Linked DNA regions of Homo sapiens: regions 2 and 3 are each linked to region 1. A link is a contact called in ENCODE Hi-C or POLR2A ChIA-PET data. All regions are on one chromosome and are shown on one strand. The core of a region is the stretch at or near the end of the contact, and the rest is flanking DNA. Distances in the headings are between cores, read along the strand shown. Region 1 has its middle 42 kb from the start of SEMA3A. Region 2 has its middle 170 kb from the start of LINC03017. Region 3 has its middle 140 kb from the start of LINC03017.

Region 1 (2,892 bases), core at 278-2,777:
GTGAGACTCCATCTAAAGAAAAAAAAAAATTGAATATCCTCTGGGGCACTCTCATCTATTGTTCCCCAAAACACCCATACTCCACCAAATCTGGCTTCCTTAGTACTTCCAATACAGCCTTGCTATTCCTCCATAGAGATGGTGGCCTATGATAGTACTGTCTTCTTTTTATGGTTAAGTTTTCTGTTAGGACTTCAGTCAACAGGAATTCCCACACTAATCTGCATTCTCACAGAATTTTTTAAAGGCATTCCTGAAGTATGTTTCTATTAATTGGTTGCATCTGGGTCTCAGCACAGTATGTTAACTATAGTAAACCATAGTGACTAAAGGCATAAACTACAGAGCAGGATGTATGTTCTGTGATTGAAACTCAGCTCAGATTTCATGAATCACTCATGAAACTCAGTGATTTCATGAATCACCCTTTGCTGGGTGATTCATGTTAAGAAGTTATTTGGTCACATCATGCGTCAGTTCCCTTATCTATATAATAAAGACAATAATAGTATCTATCTTGTCACAGTATAAGAGATGATAATGTAAACCACTTAGAAAAATGGGTGGTATGTTGTAAGCATTTAATATTACTTTTGTCTGTCCCTCCCATACCTCTCATCTCCTTCCTCCTCTCCCTTCTTCTCTTCGTTCTTCTTCTCTTTTATTGATTATGAACTTCTTAAAGACATTTTCCCTAATACTATGTCTTGTATGTTGTATTAACTCAGTGAGTAGTAAGTTTGAGTAAGACAATGAGTGGCTAATTGCTTAATAATGAAATTTACCTGTTGATATAAACTATCTCAAATCTTAATCTTAAATTTGATAAGTTAGACTGTGGTTGCTAAGAAATTGGTGCTCAGAAATTCACTTACCTACATATGTTTGTCTTTTCCTTAACTCTGGGATAAATTAAACACATTTTGTTTTCAGCATCATCAGTTTCTTCCTACACTTAGTTGCTAATTATGATTCAGGTGTTAATTATTTTAAAAATATGTTTTCACTATTAATGTTGGGCATTGCTTTTCCCGATTTATTTATTTGGTCGTTTTAAATTTTAGAATGTAAGTTTAACTTCCTTCCCTTCCTTTCCAACACAGTTAAATTTATTTTAAATAGAATATATATGATATTGCTTTAAGTATATCACTTACTGCCATTTTTTTTCCAGGTAATTAACACAATCTATCCTTTTTAAGACCTCTGCTTTGAGGGTATTCACAATCATGAAGGTGACTCACATATAGAATTAACTGAAATATTTTCTACCTCAGATGTACACTCCATAAATGACAGGGGAAGAGAGATTTGTTCAAGGTATTGGAAGATAACACACTTGAATTGGTTTTGATAGACTGAGGCAAAACGATCAAGAGAGTAGGGCAAAATCAATAATTACCTGTATTCCAAGTGAATTTCAAACTCTTTTTCTATATCAAATTAATATCATAGATGGAAAAGTCTTGCTCTTAGGAGAATGGGATTAGTCATTAGTGACTAATAGAGTATTTGCGAGATAAAGATAAACTATGCATGGAAAAGGAAGTTAAACAGGAAGATTGCAATAACATCTTGGAGGAAGGGCCTGAAATGCCAAACTAATATTTTAGTAATGTTCATTTTCTCTTGCAAAGAGAGGCAATCATATTCAGAATTTTAGCGAATTAATACTGATGACTGTGTAACTGAAGGGAGAGTTAGAAACTTCTGTTAGGAGGTTATATTGGATATCTAGGATAGAAGTGATTAATGTCCAAATTAGTCTAGTATAACTGGGAACATAAAGGAAATAACACCTCATCTGAAACTTTACTTCATTCGCCCACTGACAAATGTGTGATAGACACATAATCAATACAGATGTGGTGACTAGCTAAAAGACAGGAGGAAGAGGAAGTTCAAGAAAACTAAAATTTTTAACCCAAGCAAAGGAGAGTGGCCAGTGGTGCACTTAAAATTGAAGGCATAGGGGAAAGTTTGGAAGAGAAACAAATGAATTCTAATTTGCACCTGTGCAATTTGAGGTGACATCAGGCTGGTTTTGTGCAGTAAACAGTAGCCAATTAGGCATGTGCCTTTGATGTTTTGATAATGATTTGAGAATCATCCAGTGAGGTTGATACTTGAAGTTGTGGGAGGAAAATAGATTAGTTAAAAGTGTGTAGGGTGAAAAGGAATACACCCTAAACATGGGGCCTTAGGAAACATCTGTTCTTAGGGGCCAAGTGAAGGAAAATAAACTGGTGAAAGAGCTTGAGATGCAATGGCATAAAGTATGGTCTAAAGTAGCTATGTTTTCATGAAGACAGTATACTCGACCATGTTAGAGTTCTCTTTGTTGCCCAAGAGTAGAGGGTACTTGGGTTGGATAATAAGCTCATTGATAATTGGTCTTTATGAGAACCACTTTAGTAGAATAGTTGGAGTGAGGAAAGTAGATTCTAGTTTGTTGGGACACAAAATGGAGAAGAGGAATTAAGAATTAAAACAATTATACCCAAACTACTTTTTAAAAAAATTAATAGCGTTTACTGTATCATTTTTCTTATTCCAATAATATTTATTCATGCAGATATTTCAAGTAATATTGAAAATATGGAGAAGAAAATAAAGAAATAAAGAAGAAACAATAATATCAAAAGTAATCAAAATTTCAATACCAGAAATCAATAATTATTGATAATCCAGCTAACATTTTTCCAAACTACAAAATACATACAATTATTCACATACAAGACACTTATAAATGATTGCATATATTAAATATAAAGTCATGTATATAATCATATGCATCATACCAGTTTATCTTTCATTTCACTCAGTAATACAGAAAAATATCTTGTCATTATTAATATAATGTGCAATTAATGAATGCATACTAGTCTACTA
Region 2 (2,892 bases), core at 219-2,718, 470 kb before region 1:
TGCCACACAATCATTTGATAATTACTTGAGTTATTTATCATCAGTGAACAGGACTGCTTCCTCCTTCCAGAATTGCTTTGAATGTGGTGAAAATATTTTGTGGAAATTAGTAGAACCTATTAGAGGAAATCCTTAGTTCCCTCTGCCTAGATTGATAACATTTCAAATGAACCAACAATATTTAGCCATAAATAATTATCACACATATGGGAAATTAATTGTATTTTTTTATCTTAATTATCCACTTCAGTAATCATTAAAGTTATATATGATAATATTGCAGCAATAACATTTGGAATATAGAAAAGTATATCAACAAGATTGAGGGTAAATGTTGATATTTCTCTAAGAGGGGATAAAAATCATTATAATTTGGAGGAATGAAAACACATAATTGCTATTAAGCACTTTATACAATTGTATAAAGAGTCAAAAATTTACATTTTATTAGTCTACAGTATATTTATATTCTATTAAATAATTATTAATTTTTGTTTTTTTCAAATCTACCTACATTTGGATGTTTGAAGACCTTAGCACAGCATAATGTTACTAAGTGGTAGATACTTAGACATGTAAACCATTATTAATATTTGTTCATTGTAATGGTTAATTTTGGGTGTCAATTTGACTGAATTAAGGGATAAGCAGGTAGCTGGTGAAGCATTATTTATTCTCAATAATTGCATTAATTATTCTCCATGCCTCAGTAGGCACTGAACCTGTGCCTCTCTGTTGAAAAGGAAACCCAGGTGACTTGGCATTTGATTAAAATAATTAGGTTGCCCCAAGTATGTCTATGAGGGTGTTTCTGGAGGAAACTGGCACTTAAGCCTGGCTGAGTAGGATCCACCCTCAGTCTGGGCAGGCACTAAGCAATCAAGTCTGGATGAACAAAAGGGCAAATGAAGGGTGAGTTATTGCTCTGTTTCTTTTGAAGCTGGGACCCATTTCTTCTGCCCTCGGATATCAGATTTCCAGATTGTTTGGCTTTTGGACTCTGGGACTTTGACCAGCAGCCTCCATGCCCTAGGACTTGAGGACTTGGTCTGAGTCATGCTACTGGCTTCCCTGGTTCTCAGCTGTAAATGACGTGTTACGAGACTTAATCTCCGTAATCAAGTGAACTAGTTCCCTTAAGAATTTCCTTCTCATATATTTATTTTTCTCTCCCTACATGTATGTATATTATTGTTTCTGTCTTTCTAAAGAACCTTGACTAAAACATTAATGAAAGGTACATTTCTCTGCCTCACAGTTTTTACTTTTTGGTTCATACATTACAAAATCCTACCTTTAGATTTAATTAATATGGCTTTTTTTTTTTCAAATTTCTTGAACATATTTCATCACATATTAGTTAAAAGGAAGTTTTTATTTTGGGGGGGTATAATCTGCTTTATGAGCCATACAAATTAGCGTGTCATGAGTCATACTTTCCACCAAGCATTTCAAGTGTGAAGAGGCATCCAAATTCAACACAGAACTGTTGCCATGGTATACGTTTCCCGTCTTCTTCCTTGGTCTACATAGGATTCAACTACTCAGGCATTTTTAGGACATTAATTGAAGGGGATAACAATAATACCTCTATCAATCCTTAAACACTCGCTTTTGGCCGGGCACTGTGCTGTCTGCTTTATGTTTTTGTTTATGGTAATTACATTTTCTTATTTCTTATTTCATTAAACAATTCTAATATTTCCTTACACTGTAAAGATAGACTGACACAAAATCATAAACATTCCTGGATATAAATTTTAATCAAAATTCAAAGTGTTTCTTGTTCAGTGGTTTCTGTCTAAATTTTTGGATAATCACACTAGAGTTCAATATGTTTCCTATATAATCTGACAATAGTGCTTATGTCTCTGTCCTCACACAGCTGCACTGTGATTCAGACAACCTGAGTCACAGACCCTCTATGAAAATTATTGTTTATGAAATACAAAATTTAAAAAACAGTGATGAACAAATTATTGAATAAAAAAGGTGTGAATTCATAAACATCAAAGACACAATTGCTTTCAATTTAAGGCTTTGTTCAGAGTCATGTTTCAAGAAAGACATAGTTTCCAAAATATCCAGTTTTAGTTATGAATCATATAATCAAAAATGCATGATGTTGGTCAAAGCATATAAAGTTTCAATTATGCAGTATGAATAAATTCTGGAGATGTAATGTATAGCATGGTGACTATAGCTAATAGTAGTGTATTTTTTACTTGGGGATTTGCCGAGAGAGTAGGTCTAAAATGTTCTCAGCTAAAAAATTAAAAAGTAACTATGTGAGGTGATGGATATGTTAATTAGCTTGATTGTGGTATTCATTTCGCAATGTACACTTATATCAAAACATCACATTGTATACCTTAAATATTTACAATTTTGACTTGTCAGTCATACTTTAACAAAGCTGGAAAAATGTATGGTGCTCTACACCTCTACACTGTGATGAAAACATGTTTCAAAAATCAATAATTGTGCTTATTAACATATTGGAAAGTAATGGTTGATGATCGTCTATTTGCTCATCCTCCAGGTATAATTGAAAGTCAATAAATCCAGTAATCTCAAGGTCTTTTAAAATTCTGAGGTTTTTTTTTTAAGGCTTACACTGATTGAACAGTTATTGCATTTTTATATTCTATCTTCCAAATAAATGGGTGAATTGATTCTGTTTAGAAGATAATCCCTTTATCTTTTACTTCAATCACCTTAGAAAATGAAAGAAATAAGAAAACAAGGACTGCAAACTAACATCCTCTTGGTATTTTAAAATCAGAAAAGTATTATGTTGTACTACAAAGAAGGTACCCAATGATATACTGTATTCTTGAAAAATAATAAGACAGTGGATACTAAGTGTCCTCACCACAAAATGATAATTAT
Region 3 (2,892 bases), core at 171-2,670, 440 kb before region 1:
GGGCTGATAAGATTATAGCCTGGGGTACGGTGGCAGTGGGCCATGAGTATATGAAAGCAAGTGGTTATTTTTTCTGATAGTTACGTAAAGGGTGATTTAATTACTGGCCTAGTCACTAACGTATGACCAAATGGGATTTCTTGAAACATATAATTTCCTTAATGGTTTCCTGATTATAAATGAACTCACCAATTTCCCATTAGGATTGATTTTCGTCACAAGCCTTAACACTCAAGATTCTCATAACATTTTTAAAAGTGCAATGAATGACTGGAAAAATTACAAATTGTCCAAATTCTGTGTACAGGAAGTAGAAATAAATGGGGAAAAAAATGATGTCCAGGACATAGGAAGTACATGAAACAGAATTCAGCAAGATGTGCAATTCCTGTAATGTTGCTGATGTTTTAAGAGAAAGAAGCACTGATCTTGAAGAGAAATCTGTAATTCTCAGGGAGATACTTTTAACATTGCTCGTATGCTTTAACTATTTAACTGCTTAACAGTATTTTTATTAGGCTTGACAAGATCAAGATACATAATGTGTAGTTTATGAACAGAAATTCACCCATATTTAGCATACAACCTTCTTTAAAATGATACATTTTTAATTGATTTGATGCTTCAAGTAAGTTTAAAGTCTTTAATAATTGTGTAAAACACAAGTTGTATATTACTTTCAAATATTCAGCATTCTCTTTATATGAAAGAGTAAATTAAAAATGAAGAGAAAAAAATTTCCTTATTTCCCAGATTATTTTGTTGAATGGAGATGCAGAGTATCTTTTTATTCCCTTTTTGGTTACATGAAAGAACACAAACAGGGAAGAACGGTATCAATGTTCTTCAACAAAAGACACTAAAAACACTGTATGATTAAACACATTAGGCCTCCCACACCTTGCCATGGGAAGAACAAACACCATGGAATGATGCTCACCTACATTACAGCAAGTAATCTGCTTTACTCAAAGCCTACTAATTTAAATTTTAATCATATCTTTAAAAAAACACCTTCACAACAATATCTAAACTGGTGTTTGGCTGAGTAACTGGGCATCTAGCCAAGTTGAAGCATAAAATTAACCATCACAATGGGTAATCATGAGGTGTCTCAGTAAGGTGTTAGAAAGAATCTTTTATAGCATTTTGAGGGCTTGGTTGAGTGATTTGGGGAAGGGTTTAAGGAAGCAGCAGTGGTGGAGTGGTGGAGGAGAGTTGCTCTATGTTGGATGCTGTGAGAAAGTGGAGCAATTTCATAACTGGTATTTTAACACATTTTATTTATAGGTAGAGAAGATTAGAATAAGTACAAAGCTGATTATTAAAGAATAGTGAGCAATCATCCTTGTAGCCAAAAAGGGGAGGTGATTGGTATTTTGTGGTTGGCACAATGACTGTTCTGTTTTTGTCAGGACGTAGACAAAATTATGAACTGGACTTGTTTTGTTTCACTTTATAATGGACTCAGAATGACACTTATTTGAAGATGGTATTCAGTGAGATTATTTTTGTGAATTGCACAGCCTGGCTGTAAGTATCAGTCCAGATCCTGGACGCCAGGGGCTACTGTATTTTTTTTGTTTTTTATACTTCTAAATAGTAATTTGCCTTTCTCTGCTCTTTACTTCAGATTGCATGGGGAAGGGATATGTTTTGTTTTTTGATCTGTTTGCTGATTTTGGCTGTACTTTCAAAACTGACATTTAAATTAGGAACATTTCATATGCTATATAACCTGGTATCTCTGGAAATGAGTTGAATGAGAAAAGGGTGTTAGGAGAGGAAGAATTGGTTAAAAGTCTGCTTAAAAAAACACATAACCCCTGAATCTTTTATACTACTATAAGTAACCAGGTGATAGTTGAATCTTGACAGAACAATGGAGGCTTTTTCTCTGGAGAGAATAAAGAAGAGGATCTCTAAACTGGGGTATACCAGATACTCCAGGTATTAAGGTATTACGCACATGTATGTATATTTATTTAAAATGCTGACATGCCCACAGCCCCCTGCTTCATTTCTTCCTTGATTCTCAGAATCTTGGCTCCAGGCAGAAGACAGAGAAGTCTTTGCAGAATTTGACCAAATCAAAAGGCAAAACATAAATATTTTGTTATAGTTGGTTTTTCAGTGAAAACGTTCCACTCTTCAATGAAACTCACAGTTGACCACCCACACTCATGTGCTCAGAGTTTCTGAACAGCATCTTGATCCCCTACTCTTATATATAAGCAGAAAACCAATGATTAACAAACGTGATGAAATCACCCAGTATGGAATTTAATGAGCAAAACAAGCAACAACAAAAACACTTGAAGAAAACAAAGTATGCAGGGAAAAGTAAATTTCATATGTATATATATAATGAATATTCTTAAGGAGATATTGCTTCACTATTCCCTGGGTAGCTAGGATGTGCAGCCAGGTTACAAGGCAGATAAGTGTGTGCCATCCAGGGAAGAGACCAGTGAATGATTCAAGTTCACTGTGAACAGACAACACACACACTAGGCTCAAGTGGTACAGCATCTACTTCACAGCAAAAGTAGAGAAACAGTGCACAAGCTCAGGCCTGTGCCAATGGGTTAGTCTCCCATGGCTGGTGGATCCATTCTGCAGTGAAGATGGATGATGTAGCTACACAGAACCCACTTTGTGCCACAGTAGAAGCATCTCAACCTCTCACCCACGGAGTAGGAAATACAGAAAGCTAGTGGTGTACCTGACAGTCACTGACACATGTTCTTAAACAAATCAAAGGAGTGCACACTGAGTTTGAAACAGATAAAGATATTCCCACACAAGGCAATAAGCCCAGCCCAAGCTGTGAGCACTGTTTATCTCTTGCCAGAAAAAATCCATCCTTATGTGGCCAAGTGGGGGTTGAAA

Evidence for each region. Hi-C counts contacts between places; a loop is a spot of excess contacts on that map. ChIA-PET counts read pairs that join two places held with the same protein, here RNA polymerase II (POLR2A). Pooled maps may share reads with other maps.
Region 2: a map of endothelial cell of umbilical vein shows a loop between it and region 1 (9-fold over the local background). The contact joins two enhancer-like sites. A Hi-C loop is called at or near these places in 1 of 168 maps with a recorded cell type or tissue (endothelial cell of umbilical vein) and 1 of 50 pooled maps. POLR2A ChIA-PET finds 5 or more read pairs at or near these places in 1 of 52 experiments (T-cell).
Region 3: a map of endothelial cell of umbilical vein shows a loop between it and region 1 (2.4-fold over the local background). The contact joins two enhancer-like sites. A Hi-C loop is called at or near these places in 1 of 168 maps with a recorded cell type or tissue (endothelial cell of umbilical vein). POLR2A ChIA-PET finds 5 or more read pairs at or near these places in 1 of 52 experiments (BJ).

What each region holds. Positions count from the first base shown.
Region 1 is chr7:84,235,211-84,238,102 of GRCh38, reverse strand. It overlaps a transcript of SEMA3A not described here. Among named protein-coding and RNA genes, the nearest start is that of SEMA3A, 42 kb to the right of the region's middle. Within about 2 kb of position 1,527, at least 5 of the 41 ENCODE cell types and tissues checked have a DNase peak (open chromatin) inside an H3K27ac peak, as active enhancers do; they include endothelial cell of umbilical vein, where a contact is called at or near this core.
Region 2 is chr7:84,700,192-84,703,083 of GRCh38, reverse strand. No RefSeq gene overlaps it. Among named protein-coding and RNA genes, the nearest start is that of LINC03017, 170 kb to the right of the region's middle. Within about 2 kb of position 1,468, at least 4 of the 41 ENCODE cell types and tissues checked have a DNase peak (open chromatin) inside an H3K27ac peak, as active enhancers do; they include endothelial cell of umbilical vein, where a contact is called at or near this core.
Region 3 is chr7:84,672,944-84,675,835 of GRCh38, reverse strand. No RefSeq gene overlaps it. Among named protein-coding and RNA genes, the nearest start is that of LINC03017, 140 kb to the right of the region's middle. Within about 2 kb of position 1,420, at least 3 of the 41 ENCODE cell types and tissues checked have a DNase peak (open chromatin) inside an H3K27ac peak, as active enhancers do; they include endothelial cell of umbilical vein, where a contact is called at or near this core.